Linked DNA regions of Homo sapiens: all the other regions are linked to region 3. The links are chromatin loops, found by intact Hi-C in ENCODE. Cell type or tissue: OCI-LY7. All regions are shown on one strand. Region 1 overlaps EBF1 (EBF transcription factor 1). Region 2 overlaps EBF1 (EBF transcription factor 1). Region 3 overlaps EBF1 (EBF transcription factor 1).

Region 1 (8,000 bases), 180 kb before region 3:
GCGCGGTGGCTCATGCTTAGTAATCCCAGCACTTTTGGAGGCTGAGGCAGGTGGATCACCTGAGATTAGGAGTTCGAGACCAGCCTGGCCAAAATGGCAAAACCTCGTCTCTACTAAAAATACAAAAATGAGCTTGGTATGATGGCACATGCCTGTAATCTCAGCTACTCAGGAGGCTGAGGCAGGAGAATCACTTGAACCCAGGAGGCGGAGGTTGCAGTGAGCCAAGATGGTGCCATTGCACTTCAGCCTGGGTGACAGAGTGAGACTCCATCTCAAAAAAAAAAAAAAAAAAAAGAAAAGAAAAGAAAAGAAAGAAATTATAACAGTCACAGGGAGGAGGAAGCTACAGAATATCCCATCATAAAATATTACTTTATTTTTAAAAGCCCACATATTTCATTTATTTGCAACTGTGCTTGTTCATACTATGTCATATAACACCGTGCGACAAATTGCAATTTTTGTTTTTGTTTGCCAGAGGTATTTCATCAATAGTCATCTTTCAGTAGGAATTTTACAAAAGGTCTTTCTATTCCAGATGTCTTACCATGAGCAGTTGTCTCTGACTATTATCTTTCTCTGGAAGGTACTGACATACATAAATATTGACGTTGGCAATTTTCAAAGTAAGTCTTAATAAAATTTTTCTTTTATTTAAACCTAAACAAATTGAAAGTACCCTTTCCAAAAATAATAATAAAGGAAGTGAGGCATTGTTGCAGAATATAATTCTGAAAAAATTGTAGTGAAAGGGGAAAAAAGTACACTGTATTTCTTCCTACTCAAACCACTTTTGTGTACAGTTTTGCCTAAGCCCGAAGAGGTTTGTCACACATTTGGAATTGCCAAGGAAGGGCAGAAGTCATGGGTATGGTGCTGAGAGAAATTATTAGCCCCTGGCATAGTCTCATGCTGAACTGCAGGAGAATGATTCCAGAAGGCAAAGGGGCATTCATTCGCCTGGTAAGCTAGAGGGAGAGGTGGGGAGTTGGCAGCTTCTGTACTGTTTCAGAGTATGGGGCAAAGGAGGAAGTGACAATTATTTCACCTCTGAATTATTTGACTATCTGGTCTGGCTGAAAAGATTGTGCTGATTTGGAAAAATTTAATTTTTTCCGTCTCCACAGAAATATATGACTGAATGTAGTCAACCAACTAAATCTTTCTTCCCAGTATCAATCCACTAAAATTAATTTTAAAAGGTGGAATTTTGAATTTATGTATACTCTTTTCTTCTCTTTTTCTCTTCCCAAATTGTCATAAATCATTCAACAGGCTGGATTCCTTTCTGCTCCCAAATAGTTTGATACCAGAAGCCAGAAAGGATAATCATGCTAAACCTATTAAAAAATGGTTTCATGTAGGGTTAGTCTCTCCTTTAGAAACCATTGTTTACATTCACAGAGGTGGTGAGGACAAGCAGCTGTTGAGTTCATTGACCTCAGACAGGAGAAACAAAGGACCCAGCATGTTAATTTATTCAATAAATGTTCGTGAAGCATCTACTATATAAAATAAGTTGTACCCCCAATCCCAGATTGGGGACTGCCCCAGAAGCACTTTGTGGTCCTCCCAGGGCACTCACCTATTAAGGAAATTGGATTTGGTGTAGAATCTCTTTCTCTTTTCCAAATCACCACCAAATCCATTGCCATTCATCTTTCTCCTGCCATTACCTGGCCATTCCCAGGGTAAGGTCCCACCTCCAAAAAGAGATTTAAAGTAATTCACTACTCATCAGATTTAGTGTAGGTTAATTCCCTACTATGCTAATAATTTTCATCTTCAAGGTACTAATAGTTCTAATATGAACCCAAATTTGTGCATATTCTTCTGTTAAGGAGAAAGCATGCTTTGGTTCTGTTAAAGGCTCGACACATTAAATTGCTCATTCTGATATGGGACTTCTCATTCATTATGAAATGAGAAGGAACCTCATGTAGAATGCTGAACTGGGACACAGGAGACCTGGTTTTGAGTACTGCCCCTGCTGTTATTTAGATATGTGAGCCTCTGTGTCTGTGTGTCTCTTAACTTCTCTGGATTTCAGCTTTCTTATTTATAGAACGAGAGAAGTAAACACTTAGGATCTTTAAGGTTACCTCTCTCAATGACTTTAATCCTCTCTACCCTTATAAATCTGGTTACCTCTCATATCTGACATTGGACAGTACCTATTATTAAACATGTGCTTAAGTAGCATGTACTATAAGGTAAATAGCAACCTCACAGAGGTCAGAACTGAATAACCAACAATATTCTCAATCAACTTTCAGTTCTTCTTCCTTACCTCATCCAAGGGATCAGCCAGGTAATAAGAAGATAAGGCAGCAGGTACAGCCCATGTCTATTGCTAAAATCTACCTTAAGGCAGGAAGCTAGTGGGTGAGATCTTTAGATGATGCACCTTACAAGGCTAATTGAGTTGTTATATTTAAATTTATTGGTAGCATAACTTGGGCAAGATGGGGAAGGGATCTAGTAAAAAGAAAATTGTAGGCTTGTAAAATGTGAGGCACGTGGACCAACACATTTGTCTCTGTGAGATAGTAACCCCAAAAGGTTGTGGGCAGAGGTTGCCTGTGCAACATCCTCAAGTTGTCTCTTAATCTGGTTGAGACTTGTCTTCCAGATGAAGCAGCCTAATGTTGATATACAGAGAATCTACACTAAGTTGCACATAGTACATGCTCATTAAATAATTGTTCATTTTCTGCATATCCACTTTGTTTCTGTACTTTTAGGGTGTATAATTCCTTTTAAGGCAAATAATGCTGAGCATCTTTGGAATGAAGCTATGAAATTATATGCTCTGCTAATATCCTTTGCTTGTGAGTGACAATACAGTATATATTCCTTAAGCTTGAAGAAATTGGAATTTCATAAAATCTTGAAAAAAATTTTTTTCTATGTGCAGAGGAGACGAGAGAGAGACTGAGAAACAGAAAACTTTGTCCAGGATGGGAACCAGATCTCTCTCTCTATTTTTTAAATTTTAAATTATCCAACCGTTAAATATAAACATTATAATATTTTGACAGGTTTCCAAAGAAATAAAATTGTGAGTCCCATGGATAATGATTTTTCTGAGAATTCCAGGTACAGAATAGGCCCTTTCAGGATTTCCTGTTTTTTTGTTTGCTTTCCTTCGCTTCTTATTTTAGGTCCAATAAACCTTTTACTTTAAGCAGGATCAAGTGTTAAGACAAACCAACTACAGAGCTAATGTATAGAACATTAATTCTATAGAAATGCCCTATAAAAAGCAAAGAAATAAGACTAACTATTAAAAGAAATCCATATGTCTCTGGAATTTTTATTTAAGTTTATATTAGCAATAATGACCTTGGTTCTAGGGAATTCGGTAACGATTAATGACCAGCAAGGGGTCACTGGCCTCATGGTGCTTTGGGCCAGCAACCCCTTCCAAAGAGGACAAGAACTGGCCATTTATCCCAAGGAAGTGCCCTAAGGCGAGGTCCTTATCCTCTTGCCATCTGATGGTAATTTAACCTCAGCTTTTAAAGGGCCCTTAGGAGCAAATATACAATGGGTTGTGCTTTCAGTATTTTAAAGAGTTTATTTTTGCCATGCAATGCCTAATTGGGTATCATTGAAAAGAGTTGTCAAAATAAAGTTGGTAATTATGTTCCTTTTATTCCGGGGTACATATACTCATTTTGTGTCTGCATATCTGCTGGCTTGTATTGGTGTAGTGTGCATCTATGCAGATGCTTATACTCACATTCCCATGTCTGGGGTGTGTGTGTGTGTGTGTGTGTGTGTGTGTGTGAGAGAGAGAGAGAGAGGGAGAGAGGGGTTAAAATACCCAATGCCAGATCAACAGAATAAATAAAACTTGAATGATAGAAACTTCAGTCACATTAGTTTTGCCTGCAAGAATAAATCCCTGTAATATGTAAAATAAGGGGCCAGAGGCAGAGTAAAATTAGTCTTTTCTTGGTTACAGATGACTGGTGTGGCAGTGACTGGCATTGGCGTTTTGCATGTTCTATGTGTTATTGTCATTACTGTAATTACTGATGATAACTAACCATTTATGAAGCCACATATTAGCTGAATTCTGGGTATTCTCTCATTTAATCCTTACAGCAATTCTATGTGCTGAGTATTCTTATTTCTCCCATTTTACAGATGAGGAAACTGGGGCTTCAGTTGGTTAAATAACTTGCCCAACGTCAACATAGCTATTAAGTGGTGGAGCTGGGATGCCAACCTTGCAGTGTCTGACCCCAAAGATCAGGGTTTTAATCATAACACTATTCTGCCTCTATTTAAAAACTAACATTTCCATTTTCTAAGCGCAGCCCTTAATATATTCATTTAGGCAAATTTCCATCCTTTGCTGGCGTAATCGCTATTCCTTTTGTTGGTCATTGCTCCCCTGGGCTTCCTTCAAACATGGTCAGAGGTGCCCCAGACTTTTTAAAGATGGAAGAAAGGCCACATGGCCCTGCATAATTTGACCGAGACAGCTGTGCAGTTGGTTGTCTCATTTAAATTACAACCACAAAAAAGATGTGCCAGGCTTCATTGACACAAAGCTAAGGGCAGGAACACGGAACCGTTTCCTGAACCTGCCCTGGGTTCCTGCCAAAGGTAAGCAGCCACGCTCAGCAGGGTCTCACGGACCACTGAGGAGGCAGTGAGCTTCACTAAAACAATTATCCCTCCCCAGGGCTCTGCCGAAGGTTTGCAGCTCCAAATTCTCATGGTAAAGGATCCGTCCAGTCTCTGAATTCCAGCTTAGAATGGCTGACCTAGGCAGGACAATTCCTCTGAGAGCGAGGGAGAAAAAACAAAAGTGTGGGATTTAAAAGGCTGGTATTGCAAAGGATCATCTTGACAGGCTGTGGCTCAGATTTAGAGAAACCCCGAACTGATTTGCAGAGGACTGAACACCAAACCTTGTAACCACAGAGCAGACTTCGGGGAGGTAGTCATAGGACCTGACAAGCAATCTTTTAATACAGAATCTGGTACAAAGATCCATGTGTGTATTTTTGCTGTGGTTTTTTTTTTTTTTCTATATCTTTTGGAATGGAGTCTAATCGTCCAAAGGATAGTTTTCACGTGTAGTGTTTTTCTCTTTGATTTGAGATAGGAGGTTTTCTGTGGCTGCTAAGCAATACACATATACCTACGTGGCATACAATGTCTTTTTTTTTTGGTGGAATTCTTAGCATGCATATTTTTCTCAGCTAAATGATTTTTAACAGCAGTTATTTAGTTCCTATTGCACCTTTCCAAAATTGCGTTCATGGTAGATACTTCTCAAATAAGGTTTAGTTTTATTAAAATTCTTACGTCTTTCTGAAACAAATATACTAAATCTTCCAGAAGAGCCCATAATAATAATAATTTTTTTGCGTGTGTCTTATGAGCCTGTGCGTATGTGTGCACCACGCAGATTTGTGTACACATTTGTATGTAATACTGTTACAACTATAAATGGCAAAAGAACGTATTTTAAGCCTCTTGGGGTTTCAACAAATTGTGATAAAAGGGTGGTGGTGGCCGAGATGACTTTCTCCCACTCTATTAAGAAAAAGTGCAAAATGAATGAGGGCAAACTGCTGGCTGCGATTGTGATTGTGCACAACTGCAAAGCGGGATCGGCTGGGATGGAGGCCACGGAGCAGGAACACCCCGTGTCTTGCCCCCCCTTCTGAATGCCTCTCAGTAGTGGCATTGTGGGGACTCATGAATTACTTCTTACAGTCGGGGCTCCTTGCTATAAATCCAGCCCTGGTGCCGAGCGCACTGTGGGCAGCGGAGCACCGAGCCGGGCCGGCGGTGTTTGTGTTGTTGTTAGCGACACGTAGCGAGTTCCTCCTAAGCGGAAAGGCCCCGGCTCCAGTTTGTCGCCAGCGAAAGCCGAAACACGAGTCGCACATGTGGAGCGGGAGCCGTCAGCCGCCGGGCGGCGGGGTGGGGGGGTGGGGGGCTGCGGGAGCGGGGGGGAGGGGGAGGGAATGCGGCCCGAGGCGGGGCCTAGCGCTCACCGGGGGATTTGTTTGGGGGGCTGGGGAGGGGAGAGAGGGGACAGGGTGGGAGCAAAGAAAGTAGCCCAAGGGGAACCAGGAAAAGGATGCCTTGACCTCTAAATGTTGTGCCCTCCCCGTGACATCTCACTACTTGTGAGAATATTTGAGAATTAAAATAAAAAAAAAAGGAACCCTTTGTGGTGCGGCTTCAAAATGGTTTTCCTTCCCAGGATATCCTGTGCCTGTCTTTGGGTGAGTTTTTCATAGGTTACTTGGTTAGGAGACTTCTCCTATCCCTTTAAGAGGTAAAAACATAAAAAACAAATGTAAATGTAGGGACTTTAACACTTCCCCCCTTCCTAACATTCGTATAATTGCTGTTAAGCCACACTGAAAACCCTGGGGCCTGGTGTTCACCAGGGTAAAGTTACATTTCACAAGCAGAAAATTGACTCACCACTTAGGAAAATTGGCTACCAATTATGTGTCAAAGGCTCTAAAGTCAGACCTGAGGTTTTCTTTTTGCCAGAATGGGGAATTAAAAAGAGCACAGGCACCCAGCTTTGTACCCACTACTCCCTCCGGGAGCAATTCTTGCTTGCCGCTGGGTTTCTTCTGAGTTTGCTTCTAAGCCTTGGCGGGGAAGGAGGGCTCCTGGCTGAACCCAGCCAGACTGGCTAGCAGGATGAACGGAGGCAGGAGTCAGTCAACCCTTATAAGGGAGTTCATGCACAAGTATGTTACAAACATGCTTATGGCCTGTGTGCAGAAAGTAACTGGTGGCCTAGCACAGTTGACCAAAGTTCTGAGAGCTATGACTGAGACTCAGGGGCCCAGGGGAGCTGGAGAAAGGAGGGGCTTCTGAAGGCCAAGTCACTAAAGTCAAGGGACATCTGCTGTCTCTGGTGACATGTTTATCACACCCACACCACGTACATTGTCCTGGAAATTTATTGTTGTCTCCTCTTGTAGGAGAAGCCACCTGGGCAGGAGGGGAGACAGTCCCTTGTGGGAGGACTGATGGTCCTGGTGGGGAAGCATGGAGGGGTAGAAGTCAAGAGAGAACAAGAGGAAGAGACAGACAGGGATACAGAGTCATAGATACAGGGGCAGAGGAAGAGCAATGCAGAGAGGGAGAGGGAGGAGAGGAGAGAGAGAGGGAGGAGAGGAGAGAGAGAGGGAGGAGAGGAGAGAGAGAGAAAAGAGAGAAGAGAGAGAGAGAGAGAGAGAGAGAGAGAAAGAGAAACGAACCTCTTGTTTACTTCTCTCCCCGCTGTCCCCTGGTTCTCCTGTATCCACTTTCTTGACATACTCCTTGCCTTCTTCCAAGGCCTGCTTTCTGTTCCTGTCAGAGTGGCTTATCCTTGGTTTTGTTTTTAATGCCGTGAAATTAAACCTTATTTAGTGCTTCATTTTCTGCCTCTAGAGGGAGAGAAAGAGAAAGCGTTAGGACCCACCAAATTGAATGAATTTGCTGTGCTGTGTCGGAGAGAGTTAGTTTTGTAGGACAACCGGGATGTAAAATCATTCTGGAGATTATCACCAGATAAGCACCCCTCCCAAGAACACGATGTGATATGTAATAATTTTAGTGAGGAAAACCATCCTTGTTTTGCCTTCTGGGAAATCTTATGCTATTTCTATTTGATTCTAACGTTGGACAATTTCCAGAGTTCTGAAGAACCAACTATCTTAACTCCTCAATGATTTTGACAGGGAAGACAAAAAAGGGACAGCAATTCTGGGGCTGGGGCTGGATCTCAACCAAAATATCTAATTTCAATTTAGTCCTGGCTTCTTAGCTGGAACAAAGAGAAAGTTTTTACATTTTGCAGAATATTTAGTTCGCCTCAAAGTCTATTGGGTTAAAATATATGTGTGTGTGAGTTTTTCCTTTCATAGTGGTTCAGAATGCCTGAGAGTTTGTCTAATCAAGACTCAAACATTTTGAGTGGATTTTTTTTCCCTCCACCATCCTACTTCTCTGAG
Region 2 (8,000 bases), 100 kb after region 3:
AAACTGGGCCTGGTTTGCACATTGATATAAGAGCCCTTTCTAAGTTATCCCCATGAGAACAGAACAAGCATGTTAGTTTAAACTCATGTATACTGTATAAATTATCCACTGTATGCAGTGGACTCAATACCACAAATATTGAGCTAACTGCATCTGAAAGGAGTCAAAGAGTAGACAATTGCAGAATCCCATAGAAAGAGAACATGTAGAATCCAGCACCATCAGAGGTCAACCAGTCAAATACCAGGGCTGGATTTTTCAAAGAACCAGATAATGCCAGTTTTATGGCCATTAATAACATTTTAGTTATGTAAACAAAGATAAGAGTAATACAAAATAAATTCTGCTTCATGGTGTAATCTGATTGCCAACAGAGTTCAGAAATGAACTTTCTCATTGTGCACGTGGCATTGCATAATGGACCAGTGATCATTCCGCAGCCTCCCCAGCCTTCCCTTTCCCTTTCCCTTTTATGGAGAGTCCTTAGTTCTGCTAGATCCATAAGCTATTCCAGGGAGGCAGATTCTTTGCTTTCCCCTGTAAAGCTCTTTGATTGTGCCTCTGGTAGTTAATACACCAAATGGTCTTCAGGGGTACTTCATACGTGCACTCCGCAGCTAATCACAGTGCCTTGGCCTGCTGTTTCCCTACCTCTGTGTTTTCCACATGTTGACAGGCTCAGTTCAAACACCAGGCCCATCAGCTTCTGGAGAGTCACGGCAAAGCTCGGCTCTGATTTGGGTGTCTGCTTCAGAGATTTTCCAAAGGATATCCTGTAGTAGATAAATCATTTCATTAGGCCAGGTTCCCTGTTCAAACCAGGAAGCAGAGGGCCTGCCATGTAGGAAAACCCAGATAATATTGTTATGGCTGTACTCAGAGCATTTGTAAATATTGTTGTCAGTGTCTTTCACGCAGGTTCCATCAAGATTGGATTTAAACATAGACAGGTTAATTATGTGTTTTAAAGCTTTGTTTATGGAGAGCTATTAGGAAGACTGTGAAGTTTTAACTATTGCAATGACAATTTTTCCCCCCAAATGTCTCCTCCAGTTGATCACTCCTCATGCCATCCGTGTGCAGACCCCTCCTCGGCACATCCCTGGTGTTGTGGAAGTCACACTGTCCTACAAATCTAAGCAGTTCTGCAAAGGAACACCAGGCAGATTCATTTATACAGGTAAGAACCACAGCACATGGTGAGCACAGAACTGCCGTGGTCTTGTGGGGTCTTTCCCCTTATCTTGTCTGTATAAAAGCATGTATTTTATTTTAAAATCTAGTTAAAGCCTGCTTTCTTTCTTCATTTTACCATATGTATGACCAAACATGGTGCTTTTATTATTGTATTAAGAATTCTTCTAGGTGTCCATGTTGAATGGCGCGTTCTGTTGAAATAACTGGTTGGATACCTAAAGATGCCACATGAAAAATAAGAGAAGGGGAAAGAGGTGTAGCTAGTCCTGAGTTTCTGGATGTTAAGCCACCTTGTTAGGGTTTGTTGGCTTTATGGAGTAGGTTTGTGCTTTCATGAACAGTACGTCTTTCCTCTAGCCTGTTCACGGCACTTGTATTACATACAATTGGTAGTTTTCATATTTAATTCTGGGTTGGTGCCTTCTTTCCAAGTATGCTGCATTTTTGTCCTCCCAAAACAGCCTTGGCACATGGATCCGCCTTGCGGCAAGAAGCTAGGGTTTCAGAGTGAATGTGAATTCCCTCCCATCAGACAGAGAGAACCAGGCAGCATCTCTGTGGAATGACATCAAGTATAAAGGCTGAGTGCCCAATGTGTACGCTAAGAGATCCCTAGATTGTGAAGTGCAAACCAAATACCCAGGGATCTTTTACAATTCACATTCTGCTACAGTAGGTCTAGGTAGAACCTGAGATCCTGTTTCTTAAGCAATCCCAGGTGAGGCTGATGCTGCTGCTCAAAGAACCACAGGTGGAGTGCGGTTCTGGGCCCTCTGCTTAGTGTCAGTCATCCTTGGATAGTGGTAGCTGTCTCCACGAACTAGTCCCAGGTTTCCTTTTCCATTCAGTAAAAGACCACAAGACCAGATTAAGTACAGAGCGGAAGTTGCTTTCACACAAAGAGATAACAGAGCAGTGAAGGGATAACAGTTAACAAATTGTAATTATAACCATACAATTAAGTGGACGAATTTTATTTTTCTGTGACATTTTACTTCAGAGCATCTTTCCCTTGTATTTCAATATTAGAAGTAAAACCAAACATACTTCTTAGTCACCCAGTTTCTCTCTCTCTCTCTCTCTCTCGAAATTATAAAAACAATTAATGCATCCTGACCCTTGGAAATGCCTCCCAGCCCTTTAAACAAAATGCAGGTTTGGTGCCTGCCTGACGATTAGTTTTAGTTAACTGAAAATTATAGGATTGACCCAAGAGGAAAATTTTGTTTGCACTCCAATCACTTTTACAAATTAAGGAAAATTACCACAATTTTGTTTAGCTAAGGTTTCACACTGAGTTCAAGAAATTAGCTCAGCCATCCCAACAAAGTCAGCACTTTGTTAGTGAGCACTTGAAAAAATAATAGTCTTTCTGGAGTTTTGTGGTGTATACAAACGAAGCGTAGAGAAAGCTATGATGCTTTATAGAAGTAGGCCAAGTGTTTTTAATTAGGCTCATTGGTTCAGCGTAAGTTTTGAAGAATAATCAAACTAGCAGATTAGCTGTTTCTTTTAAAGCTAGGATTTCTTGCCATTCATTTTTCCCATGAGAACTTCCACATAGCAGTGTGTGTGTGTGTGTGTGTGTGTGTGTGTGTGTGTGTGTGTGTGTCTGTGTGCATGTGTGTGTGTGTGTGTGTGTGTGTGTGTTTTACAAGTCTCATTATGGGGCTGCAGGAAAAGGACCAATTGAAACTTCTGATACTGTAACATTCCCCAGCATCATTCCAATGGATGGGAGTTTTTCACAATGTTCCCCCACTGAACTCGGTGTTCTGGAACATATTTCAAAACCACAGAGGCCAAATGTTTTCTCTGAGAAGTTTGGACTCTGTTTTTGGCCGAAAACATTAGGCCTCGCTGGCTGCTTATTTACTCAGCTATTAAGAACAAGAAAAGGAGAAGAAAAAGAAGAAAATGCTTGTGTGGTGGGAGGTACAGGAGGCAATCAGGCATGGTTTCCGCTTTGGTGACAACGTCCCTGCCCATTAATGGTTCCATTTTGTGGTCAGGTCTCATTTAGAAGAAATTATTTTTAATCAGTCTTCAACAAAATATCCCCTAGAGCCACCTGGCCATAAAAGTTAGAAAAAAAAATCACCCTCATTAAATTACTTAAGTTCTCAAGAGAAAAGAGCTAGGGATCCATCATTATTTGGAGTTTTTTTAAACACTAAAAAAAAAAATTGCCATCAGTTTAAGAAATCACATCTTAGAAAATCTATATCACACTGGAATTAAGAAAAAAGTGTTGGATTTTCAAGCCTAGAAAAGTAGTTAAGGGTAAGAGCAATAAGTTGGCGCATATGCACATGTATACATCTGTGGGAAATTTAAGGTATGAAAAAATGCTTCTGGTGATCTGGCCTCAAACTGTGGGCACCAGACAAGAAGCCTTTTTTTTTTTTTTTAAATATTCTAGAAGAGAGTTCTAACCTCTCCCCATATCGGAAAAATAAAAATCTGAAGAAATTGGCACAATGATTTCCCCTCTGGTATAGTTACTTGGCTGTTAACAGTTATTGTGACATCACATCATTTCTGATGAAAGGGAATCTGTGTTCATTGGTGACCTACACATGGACCTTTTGATCATTAGCATTAAATGCCTCTACCATGCGTTGCTTGTTCATGGCTGGGGCTACTGGCCTCTGTGATTTACTCAGTTTACCTCTGCTGTCACCACTTAATAGTAAGGGTATAGAGATGGCTCATAAAACCTCTCTGTTCTTTGTATCCAAACAACTGCTCAGATCATTGCAAATGTACGGCCCCCTCCTTTGTCCACCCACAGAAGTTCACACTTCATTTTCTTTAACATCCATAGTATTTCAAGATGTGAGGCTTGGTTTTCTGGATTGGGTGAGCTAACCCTCTTATTTGTTAGTGAAATATCACTTGGAATTTTTCCCTTGAAAAATATTATTGAGCTGAAAAGTAACACCCCAAACTAAGGCCTTATTGCTGTTTTTAAAGTATGCAAGAGAGAGTTGGCATTTGTAGATGTAAATGTCTCTAAAAGTCCATAACATTAAAAAAAAAGAAAAAAGGCAGGAACAGCATGGCCTAATCTATACTAATAAAGGCAGACCTTTTGGGGAGGGAAGAATCTGACCAAGCACAGATTGCCTGCAAGCTGGCTCCCCTTGTAAGGATGGTAAGCAAGCGTACATCTCTCCCTCATTGGTTCTTCAGACCAGAGACGCACGAGGAATCCATAGCTGCTAATGTGCCATGCCCTTGTGTTTGTCCAATCAGAGTCACAGACTCTGGAAAGTGAATCCTGACTGGATTAGAAGCAGAAAAGCTCAATAGCACTTTCTAGATCTTACTTTATTGTGTCCAGTTATTCTTATGTAAATGTAGGGCAAGGCTGACTTTAATTTTCAATAAATGTTTTCTAAGAGAAGGAAACAAAAACACTATCTAATCACAGGATTGATTTCAAAGCCCTATTATCGTTTCTGGTCAGTCCAGTGGGAATTAAATCCACTATAACCTCACTGCCATGTAAGGGCTCTCCCTAATACCTTTATTATTCTCACAGCTTGTTTTCTTGCAGGTGTTACATCTTTAAGTGGCTTGGATCTTTTCGAATCGTGATCTCTCCTGCTAATCCCTAAGTAGCCTTGGAAGCTAATAAAAGACTCTTAGGCACCTTTAGCTGCTTCCTCAAAGTTTTTGTAGTTGGTTTTCCTGATAAGAAGCGGCCAATTCCAAATGCATGTGTTGCCTTCATTCTAGTTATATTTTCTGTAAGAATTTTCATATATTCTCGGGGAATATATGACTGAAAGAATGGGACACCAGGACAAGGTTTGAGCAGCCTAGGGGTACCCTGAGAGCTGTACACCACCTGACCCCCCAAAAGTTGGTGAAAACCCTGATGAATGATCATCTAACAACTCAGATGTCTGGTTAGGTCACTTATCAGATCTTTTCTACCACTAACTTTTCCAATTCCAAACATTTTTCACCCAATTTCCTGTTCCTGTGGAAGGACTAACCCACATTCCTGTGTATTAGCCTGTGAACTAACTTCGAAATGAGAATTCTTCGTGGAAATACTTCCTGTTTGTACCTTGTGCCCAGAATAACTCCACATCCTTTGCCAATGCATAACACGTTGCTTTGCACATAGGAGGGGCTATTTTGTCTGCATATGCTCTGTGGAACTTGACATCTTTTACTATGACTTTTAAGTTTTCCGTTTTTTCTCCCTATCCCTCTTATTTTCTTCTTGCTCTCCCATCTCTCCTATCTCCCTTTCGCCTTCCTCTCTCTTTTCTTTACTCCCCTCATCCTTTCCTCCCTCCCTCCTAAGGGGATAGTACCTCGCATACTGATTGACTGCTTAGGTTCAAGATGATGGATATAGATTGAATTCTCAGATCTACCATTTACTAGAGAGGTTATCCTTGGGACATCATATGATGCCTCTAAACCACAGTCACCTTATCTTTATAAGGAAATAATAATAATACCTTGCTGGGGTTGTTTTTAGGATCAGGGAAACATATGTAAAGTTTTAGAATCATGGAACTGTATTTAGCATGAGGCTAGATACTAGTAGTTTCCATTAATAAATGGTGGCCATTATGATTCATTCCTTTGTTTCTGAGTCCCTACCAGGAGTAACTATTTTCCATGGATTGTTTATCATCCTTGTCATCTCCCTAGAAATCTAAGAAATGTCTTTTGGGATTTTTAGTAACACAACTATAGGCATCAGTTTAAAGAAACAAGTAACACCTGTCAACCCCAAATAAAAGGAGCAAAGTGTAAATAAAGTAGCAAGAAAAAGAAATGCATAAGTGTAAATGTAATAATTTGCTTAAAACAAATATTTTTGCAGGAATGCATCACACAGCTAATATTTTAATCAGATACTCCTGATTTGTAAAGTTCTCTGGTGTTAACTTTTTTAGGGAACAACACATGCTTGTTCTCTTATTTCCATCTCAGCCCCTCCTCTGGAGGTCCTAGCAACAGGAGTACAGCCTATCACCAACTGTCTTCAAAAGTATTTAGATTATAATCAGCTTCAACTCCAGCTTCCAGAGTTTTCACCAGAAATCTCTGTTTCTCATTCTTGGAAACCTCCTCCACAAAATAAAGGCTGCCACCTTGGGCTTGAACAAAGTCATTGGTTTTAGGGAAGAAGTGGAGAGTTTGCACCTAATGGATCTCCTGCACTTTAGTCTTTTCTTACATAAATTCTTTGTCACAGTACGCTCTGAATAGCCACTTTCATGTCATTACCCTGCAGAGAAACCTTCCCTCTTTGCTCACTGTATGTAAGACGTAGCCCAAGTCCCGAGTTTGGCTCACTGTGCTCTGGGGCTAGGGCTTATGATGCTCCAGTCAAACCAGTTTCCTTGCTGTGCCTCCAGCTCACTTTAGCTACTTTGGGCATGGTGATTCACCTGAAGGATCCAGTTCAAACTCTTACCTCTCTGAAGTGTTCTCTGACCGCTGTGGTATAGTGGACAGAGCCCTGGGCTGATAGCAATGAGGCTTGCATCGTATCCCAGCCTTGCTACTCGCTAGCTGTGAGACAAGTTGCTTATGTGCTCTGGACTCCAGTCTCTTCATTGTGAAATGAGTCAGTCGGACTGACTTTGGTGCTCCCTGTAACTCATCTTGATTGACTGGGAGAGTCTCTGTCCTTGAATCTCTTTTGTCCCAGGTGCTAAAACCATCCCATTCATCATTCACTTCCTTTTGTCCTTAGTTCTCTTGTTCTGTTCATAGGTAGACAAATCATAAAAAGTCCACAAGCTTCATGAAGAAATAGAAACTCTTCCTCAATCTTATTTTATACACTATGTTGAAGGGATTTGGCTCAGCATTTTACTTGCAATAGGTGCTATCATTGACATATTGCCCAGGATCAATGGGTCTTCATTGATTTTTGTCCTCTGGATAACATGGAATGTAAATAAGAGCTGTTAATTAAGAATCTGTCCCTTTCTACTTGAAGTTTTACATACATAGAACATAGTTTCTTTAAATGAAAAAATGGGATTTGGCTTATATTATGAATTTCATTTTCTTATCTGTAAAATGGAGCTATTTTAATAGTACCTTCATCTAAGGAGTAAAAGGGTTAATGTATGTAATGCAATCCTGAGAGTACCTGGTCCAGTATGAGTGCTCCCCAAAAGTAAGTGAGAAAAGCAGATAGTGGGTATATATATTTTTGAAAATCCAAAGAATTTGTCATTAGAGTTTGATGTTATGTATGTGTCAGCTTTGATTATGAGTAAAGACATTGTTTCTTTCTAGGCATTAGAATAGGAATAAAAATACCTGTGTTCTGTTCTGATTTTACCACTTCCTTTTGTTACTTCATTCATTCACCTCACAAATGTTTGTGGATTGCCTGTCTTATTCTAGGCAATGTTCTAAACCAGTTCTAGGCCAAGTCCTGAAACAGTGTTAAGCAAAACCAGACACAATCCCTGTTTTCTTTATTCTAAAGACTAAGAGGGAAAATGGGTGTTCATAAGTTTACTATTTCAAACCTGGTACGTGTCCAGAAAGAAACAGCGCTTTTGATCAGCACATAATAAAAGAGCCCTGACCAGTCAGTTAGAGATATTTCTCTACAGGAAAAATTGCACAAGCTGAAGTTTGAAGGATGACAAAGAGCTAACCCAACAACCAGTGAAGGGTGGGGGTAGCATGGGGTTAGGGAATGAGCCTTCCAGCAGAGGGAGCAAATGAGAAGGCCCTGGGTGGGAGGAAACACGGTACCTTGGACGGCTGTAAGAATTGCAGTGAGGCTGGAAAATCAAGAG
Region 3 (8,000 bases):
TTGCTAAAAAAGAGAACTGTATCCAGAATCACGGGTGATTTTGAGGGGATTATTTAAGCGTCAGAATCTAAGTAGCTTGGGGCAGTTCACATAAACTTGACAAACAGGCTACTTTAGTCCTGTCTGACTGTATCAGCATAATAGGGCAATGAAGCTTTTATTCATTCAAAGAAAGGTTGAGTTTGATTGGCAGGGCAGCCTGCCTGAACGCGAGTGGCTCTTTCCCCCAACACTTCTCTGCTATCAATTACCGTTTTGAATACGAAGTGTTTCTAATGTAAAATAATGCCAACCTCTGCTTCTGTCCTCAGGCCCCAGAGTTTCTTTGTGTTATTTATTCCCAGTCTGTGACTGTTCTGAACCTTCCTCTCTTTACTGTGTTTTTTTTTCCCCTCTTCTTCTTCTTTGCAGTCTGTAAGTGATGTAACATTGCCAGCAGAAGTGAGGTTCATGCAGAAAACATTCCTGCTCTTTATTTTAATCAATAACCTCCTGGGTGAATGACATTTCCACCTTAGTGATTTAAAATCAGAAGACCAGGGGATGTCCGTGCTTGTGAATCACCCCGGGTTCCAGGAACAAAGAAGGCATTTTTGTTTTTTGTAATTTCCCCTTCACACTACAAACAACTGGGCTCTGAAGTTGATTTCATTTAGCAGTCAACTTCTGTCTAGAAAAATGTGCACAACTGAACCGAACACCGTTCTTATTTAAATCGGCAAGCGATTTGCTTCAGCTGCCATCTGTTGGCCGGTTAGCTATTTTAATTTGATGCTGGGGACATTACCTGACTTTGTATATTGCATTTTGATCTGCATCATGTTTGAGAAATATCTGCAAATGACTCTAAGGGAGAGGACTTTGAAGGATTCTATCGAACAAATATGTACATATGTTTAGTGCCGTGCTGGGCAGAGGAGTGTGGGAATGTACCAGCGTGTATATAAGACAGTGTGCATCTTACCTAATAATCTTTATGGCCAGATTGAGAATAAATTTTTCGAAATTTTCTTTCTTCCGCATTTCCAACTGACCCTTATTTAAAAGTCATTAATGTTGAGCTCTCTCATGGTATCTTTATCCATTTTTCTAAAGCTGCGGTTTCTCAGGTTATCAAGTTTATAACCCTTGTGAGCAAGTCACGGATGGTGGAGGAAGCATGATGGAGTATCTGCATGAGACGGGGGGCTGAGTGTGGGAAACTTGTGGGATCTTCTCATCCTCCCTTTCTCAGAGCACCCAGAGTTTGACAGCGCTTTGTGAGTGTTTATCAAGAGCCTCCCAAAAGAGGCCGTGGGGCGATTTGCGAAGTGCACAAGGCAAAAAGTCAATAGCCTGTTTTCTTGTGCTGGCTGGGCTTCTTGCCATTAATTAGTTGTGTGATTTGGGGCTAGTCCTTTAACCCATCTGCACTTCCATCTCTGTGTGTGTAAAATGAGGTGATTGTACCAGGCGATCTCTAAACACCCTTCCTGCCCTGATGTTCCAGAAAGCCTGGTTCGGGAGAGAGAGAGACAGACACAGAAAGGCGTGTGGCCCAATCTCTGCTCTCAAGTATTTCAACCATAGGAGCGATTAATATTCACTACACAGATTCAAAATCGGGGCTACTCCAGGGCTGGGGTGCCCTCCTGTCCGTTTCTTTTCTCCTCTAATAAACTCAAATTGCCTACAACTTTTCTTTTTATTATTATTATTATACTTTAAGTTCTAGGGTACATGTGCACAATGTGCAGATTTCTTACATATGTATACATGTGCCATGTTGGTGTGCTGACATGCACACATATGTTTATTGCGGCACTATTCACAATAGCAAAGACTTGGAACCATCCCAAATGTCTATCAATGCCTACAACTTTTCAACATGATTTTATTCTTCTCAGCATTGCCTTCCACACAATGCTCTTTTCTATATAACTTCTTCCTGTGAGGTTCTGTAATATTTGCTCTGTGCCTTTCTTTTCTCACATTCATTATCTTTCAGGTAGAAACACCCAAGAGTGTTTCCACTTGAACTTTCCTCTTTCTCAGGACAGCCTCTTTGCCAAACCCATCTTGACGCATGTACTCTCTTCCTTGAGCGTATGTGCTTGCAAACACTGTGTATGGTAGAATCATATGTTGCCACATTGAAGACATATAAGATGCCTCCAGTTTCTATGTTCACCATTGTGATCATTGATCACATATATGTGCCCAGTTACATACTGTACTGAACCAACCATCCTATGCCAGACGTTTACAAACAAAACATTCAGAAAACAGATGGGGCATAGAGGATGATAATAAGGCAGAGTGGATGGCAGGAATCAGCAGAGTGAATAATAGGGATGTAGACTAGACCAAAGGAGAAAAAAAATCCTGGGAGTTTTGGTTGCAAATTTGGAATGAAGAGAATCTATTCTTTTTTTCTGTTTATTGGGCTTTAGGACTGTGTAAACAAATTTAGGCTGGCTAGGCCAGGCATAGTGGCTCACAGCTGTACTCCCAGCAAGCACTTTGGGAGGCTAAGGCAGGCGGAACACTTGAGGTCGGGAGTTTGAAACCACCCTGGCCAACATGGTGAAACTCCATCTCTACTAAAAATAAAAAAATTAGCTGAGCACCGTGGCACATCCCTGTAATCCCAGCTACTCAGGAGGCTGAGGAAAGAGACTCACTTGAACCCGGGAGGCGGAGGTTGCAGTGAGCTGAGATCATTCCACTGCACTCCAGCCTGGGTGACAGAGCAAGACTCTGTCTCAGGAAAAAAAAAAAAAAGGCTGGCTAGAAGTAGAAATGTGTGATCTTGGGGAAATTGCTCAAATTACTCGTCTGAGTGTCAGTTTCCTTGTTGAAAAATGAAGGCAGTACTAGTATATACCCACATCATAGTGTTGTTGTGGGGGTTAAATGAGATAATGAGATTAAATGAGACATAGCATTTAGCAGGGCACCTGGCCCACAATAAGGATTCAGTAAATATTTCCTCTTGTTACTGTTATGTGGAAGTCATAACACCAGAAACCAGTGCCTTAATTGAAGAGATACTTTTAGAGAAATGGGCACTAGCTTTGATTTGGGAGGCTCTGTGGTCACAAGTCCCTCCAATCTAACCAGTAAAGCTTTCTCTTTCCTCTCTCTCTTCCCATGCCACTTTCTCATGCTCATATACATTTTTTTCCTGCTGATAGTTATATATACAGATCTGTCCTCACTCCAAAGCAGGTCAATATTCTCATTGCTGTTCGTTGCAAAGTCATAGGTGATTTATTACTAGGGAAAATACTTTTTGGATTCTGCATTTGCATAATCAATTAGTTAGTGTTTTCTGGGTTGTCTTCTGCTTGCAAATTGATTTAAACTTCTCCCGTGAGCAGTGACAAGTTTTCTTTGGACGTGAGCACCTGACAGAGTTGCAGTTGGTTTAGGTTCCATACAGCAACATGGAGTTATGTTATTTTCCATTGTGACTCAGGAGTTGGCATATGCATTCTATTCCTTGCTGGTTTTGCAGGCACTGGAAGCTATTATTTCCAGAGCAATATATGGCGACCGGAAATGACTTCGTTCCTAATTATTCTAATGAGGCTTCCCAACCATTATTGGAAAAGGAAGCCATGGAAATTGTGCATCCTCACAAAACTTAGTACTGTCAGCATAACATTAGGTCTAAAAAGGTTTTCAAAATATAATACCAATTGGAAAGTGTGTGTGTGTGTGTGCGTTTGTAGTATTTGGTTATAAACTATTATCATAACTCAGGGTCACTAAAATGTCTCTCTAGAAAGAGAACAGCCTAACAGGAATGAAATAATTTAGTCTCTATTTTTGATGAAGCAATAATATTTTTGAACAGTCAGCTGAATGCCTTCTAAGTTGCCTGGGTGCCTAAAGGGCTTAGAAAGTTCTTCCATGGAGATAAATAAGCTGTCAATTCATGATGAAGAAAATCAAACTCATGGTGTTGATCTTGGCTGGGACGCTGGTACAAGTATGAGAGAAATTTTTGCCGAGATGTAGCATAGCCCATGTGTTAGCAGTTAGCACTCCAGTGCCATACTGTGCCTCTGCTCGCCTTTTCAAAAGGTAAACATGGCTGTCGAAATAAGGAAAAGAAAAGATTAACCCATTCAGGGGCATGCACCTAGTAAGTGACACTGTAGCTCCCTAGAGGATACAAAAAGAATAGGGGCAAGAGTCCAGAGAGTGGCTGTTATTCAGTTACTGGATTTCCTCTTCTCAGCACCTTCTCAGAGTTGGGCTTGGAACTGTGGGCTTGGAACTGTGGGAAAACTGAAGTGAATCTGGGTGCAGTAGGAAAAGGAGTTGGTGGAGATAGAGGCTTCAAGAAAATACATGCCAAAAGCCAGTTCACTTGCTCAGTTCTTTACACTTTTACAATAAAACAGGGTATTTCTCTGACTTTGTGGTCTAAAGTCATGCATATTTTGGAGCACCTAAAAGAAAACAGCAAACAGCTTACTTCTATTTGTACCAGGTTAGTGCACGAATGTAAAAAAGACCTCTAAATGTTACCCTCCTATTATGAAAATCCAAAGCTGGGCATGAGCAGAAGAAAGGGAGAGAATCATGCTATTTTTTAATTTCCTTTGTATTAATACAATCGAAAGGGGGCTATCAAAGCATAACACTGGCCTGCCCTCCAGCTGCTGCGGTAGGTGGCGTTTCACTCGGTTGCCTTGAGATTTACAAATTCTAAAGGTATTTTCATGCCTCCAAATTGAACACAAAAGGCAGGCCCATGGAACAGTGGCTCTGAACTTCTTAAACTGAATAATAGGGCAACGTGAAACTTTTTATGGAAAGATGTTGTTTTTCCTGAAGTTCTTGCAGTACAGGTTGTAGGAGCTTCCTTTTCTCTCTATGCCCTCGGAGGTCTCACAAAGCAGCAGGCTCAGTGAGACCGAAAACATCAGTGTGTCTCCCATCTAGGAAGTCTCCAGTAATAACTGGTCCATGTAATGAAAGTTTCTTCTAGCCAAGACTCAAATAGAGAATTCTGATGTAACTTCCTGAAGAGTACACTAGAGGGAAAAGGGGTCGTGGGATTGAGGGTAGAGATACATGAATCTCTCTAAGCCTCAGTTTTCGTATCCTTAAATGGAGACAATAATAATACTACCTATTAGAGGTATTGGGAGGCTAAAGGAGACAGTGCCTGCAAAGTACAGTGCCTGCTTTATTGCAAGCTCACTGTAAATACTTGAGGTTGTTACTGATTTTTGTTCCTGCTAATATTATTATATTTTATATTATTGGCCGTAGTGTTTCAACTAGTCATGTGATACCGAATATGCCATGGAACAGTTTTTTGGCCTCTAAACTTTTCGCATCCACAAAATGAAGCAGTTGGATCAGAAGATATCTAAGGTTCCTTCCTGTGCTAAGATCCTAGAGTCCTAAAGTTCCATTCTTGTTGTTGTAATGAAGTGAAAAGCACACATATTCATACCAAAAGGGTCATAAATTTAAGATTCTTCTGTGGAGGGACTGGGAAAAGTCTTTACAGTTTTAGGTTGTAATTAAGAAAGTGAATTATGCTAAAATTGACTTTAGGAAAACAATGGTGTTTTGTGTAACCACATGGATATCATCTGGGTATATGTAAATAGGAGGCAGGTAAAAATGATGAATGCTAATCTCTGTAAAATTCAAATGAATATTAACTCTTATTCAAATAGCACAAGTACATTGCACAGGGAAATCAAGACGTGAATTCATATAATTTCATTTTTTTCAGCTGTGCACATCCTTTGGTTACAGAAACAGCTCAGAACTTAGGCATTGCTCATTTCCTAATAGAGTATGACATCTGGGCTGCTACTTTTAAATATAGTAGCTTGTTTGCTCAGGCTTATGGCTCAGTAATATTTGTTTTGTCTTATGAATGTAGTGAAAGCAGGGATTACAGGTATTCCTCAAGGACTAATTAGAAATAAAAGCTTATGTATATGAGGGAAGTTTTCGGATAGGAAGTGCTCTTGCTTGAGTCATGAAGTGACACTGGTTTCAGTTTCAATTTTGATACATTGGAACTTGGTACTTTTTGTAGAGTCCATTTGGAAAGGTTAAAAAAATCACTTGGAATTATCTGCAGAAGTTCAGGTTAAAAATTGTTTGTCCTTCTTCCTCGGTTTCAAGCTCCTCTACCCTATTGACAAATTCATACCTTCATTCCTCTGTTTGGATTTTAGGAAATAAATTCAAGAAAAGAAAAATATGTAACTATCATCACTGTTTCCATAAAATAAAGGTGTTCTAGAGATCAAAGAGAGGCCTTGTCTTGGAAATACAATTTGGCCAAAACTGCCTGGTGTGTGTGTGTGTGTGTGTGTGTGTGTGTGTATGTGTGTGTGTGTGCTTGTGTGTGTTCATCTCTCCATGATTCATTCTGAGAGCTGTTTTAGCCTTCATAAAATATTCATGCTAGTTGTGCATGGTTCTATAATTGCCATCTCAGGCCTTGAATTATTTATAGGTTGTACTGTTCACATAGTCTCATTTACTGATAGAGAAGATAACACCATACAAGAGGATCCCAAACACTCTGAGGCCTGTTACTTTGCATTAAGTAGTGGAATTATATTACTGTAGGTGTAAAACACTGGCCTTTTTTTTCCTCCTCTCCCTTTAATATATCATTTTTGTATTTATAATATGCTAATTGTCAGAATGCTGTTAAGCCTCATAATTCCTGCCGAGTCTTGCAGAAATCAAGATGTGGCTGAGATGATTTAGCTCTTGATCTCAGAATGATCGTTCTAAAAAAAACCTGTCTACACACAGCGTAATTTATTGAAATGATGTATGACTTTACATGCATACCTGAGCCCTTTTGTTTTGTACTATTGATCAGTTTGTATGTCTCAGTGTTAACCAACACGTGGTTGGTTTCGGTAGACATTTACCAAGAGCCTTGCAAGCTTGCTGTCCCTAATTAAATACTGAGTCTCAATTCACTTGTGTGACAGTTTCTCTGCACCTATTTATTTTGCTTTCCTAATTCTCCTTTCCCTTTTCTGCCAACTTGATCTTTCTTCCACATAGATTATATTCTTGATATTTATTTGAGGGTAGGAACATGCTATAGGAACATACTATAGTTGTATCTCCTCTCTCTTTTTTTGGTGTTATTTAGTTGCAAAAGTCCATTTAATGTTAATAAATATCAAAAGCCAGATTCACCACAGAGTGTACTTTTCTGGTATTTCATTATCAGTATCCATGTTTAAAGAGGAAAAACAGAAAAATTCATGGCAGCTCATAATCTGCTGATATATTCTAGTTTTCTCCTCTACCAGTGGAAACTCATGAATTTTCCTCTGGCCTAGGAACTTCCAACTCTATACAAATCACTAACAAACAATCCTCCATCTCCTCTCTTTAGGCTGATCAATATTTTCTCTCTAGCCTTCTTTCCATCATACAGGTTGTGTTCCCTTATGTGTGTGATGTGAGCTTTCCCATACCTATATTAGCCAACTCGCAGCTTCTCACTGTTGATCTGCATACTGCTGGTGGTGGTACTTCTCACTGTATACCTACATACTGCTGGATGCTTTTAAGTGGTACCTGTAGGTGTCTTTAAATAGCACTGAATTAGGTGATAAGGAAATCATCTTATTTAAAATTTCTTTTAGTTTTCCTGATGAGGCCAAAGTCCTTGTTTGGTGGGAATCTGTCTTTAACACCTCCCTCACATTTGCTTCATCTTGGTTTTCAATGAGTACCCTGTGGTAGGCAACAGTATCTAGCCAAAATTTAGTAAATTTTTAAAATTTTGTTTACATTCACTTTTAATTATGTTGCTTTCTTTTATCTCAGATAAGTAGTATGGGTTTTCATTCATAGTAGGAATGGAAAGTGTCATTCAAAAATAAGTTTATTAGGGATAAAAGGAAATGAGTCAGTATACATAAAATATTAAGTGAATATTATTATAGGTAAAAATGGCAAAAACTCTGAAGGTGCTGTTATGAGTGATTGAAGTTCAG

What was found. Hi-C counts contacts between places; a loop is a spot of excess contacts. Peaks named below come from ENCODE experiments on the same cell type or tissue, not always from the same donor. Only the 100,000 strongest peaks of a DNase experiment are listed, where the experiment ranks them.
Region 1: it touches region 3 in a loop (8-fold over the local background); 8 of 110 quality-filtered maps call a loop at or near these places.
Region 2: it touches region 3 in a loop (4-fold over the local background); 3 of 110 quality-filtered maps call a loop at or near these places.

The regions. Positions count from the first base shown.
Region 1 is chr5:159,049,402-159,057,401 of GRCh38, reverse strand. All of the region lies in intron 6 of EBF1 (EBF transcription factor 1), which reads left to right. Among named protein-coding and RNA genes, the nearest start is that of EBF1, 47 kb to the left of the region's middle. In OCI-LY7, CTCF peaks have their summits at 7,204 and 7,417 (motif pointing right); DNase peaks (open chromatin) are centred at 4,541, 5,851, 6,791, 7,421 and 2 weaker places; H3K4me3 peaks cover 4,289 bases; H3K27ac peaks cover 4,754 bases.
Region 2 is chr5:158,770,593-158,778,592 of GRCh38, reverse strand. It overlaps EBF1 (EBF transcription factor 1), which reads left to right. Exons shown (of 16, transcript NM_024007.5): 10 at 1,054-1,180. Among named protein-coding and RNA genes, the nearest start is that of EBF1, 330 kb to the left of the region's middle. In OCI-LY7, CTCF peaks have their summits at 7,693 and 7,897 (motif pointing right); DNase peaks (open chromatin) are centred at 2,022, 3,162, 5,302, 7,952 and 1 weaker place; H3K4me3 peaks cover 2,946 bases; H3K27ac peaks cover 5,628 bases.
Region 3 is chr5:158,873,408-158,881,407 of GRCh38, reverse strand. All of the region lies in intron 6 of EBF1 (EBF transcription factor 1), which reads left to right. Among named protein-coding and RNA genes, the nearest start is that of EBF1, 220 kb to the left of the region's middle. In OCI-LY7, CTCF peaks have their summits at 763 (motif pointing left) and 4,655; DNase peaks (open chromatin) are centred at 717, 4,117, 4,657, 5,997 and 1 weaker place; H3K4me3 peaks cover 4,554 bases; H3K27ac peaks cover 6,283 bases.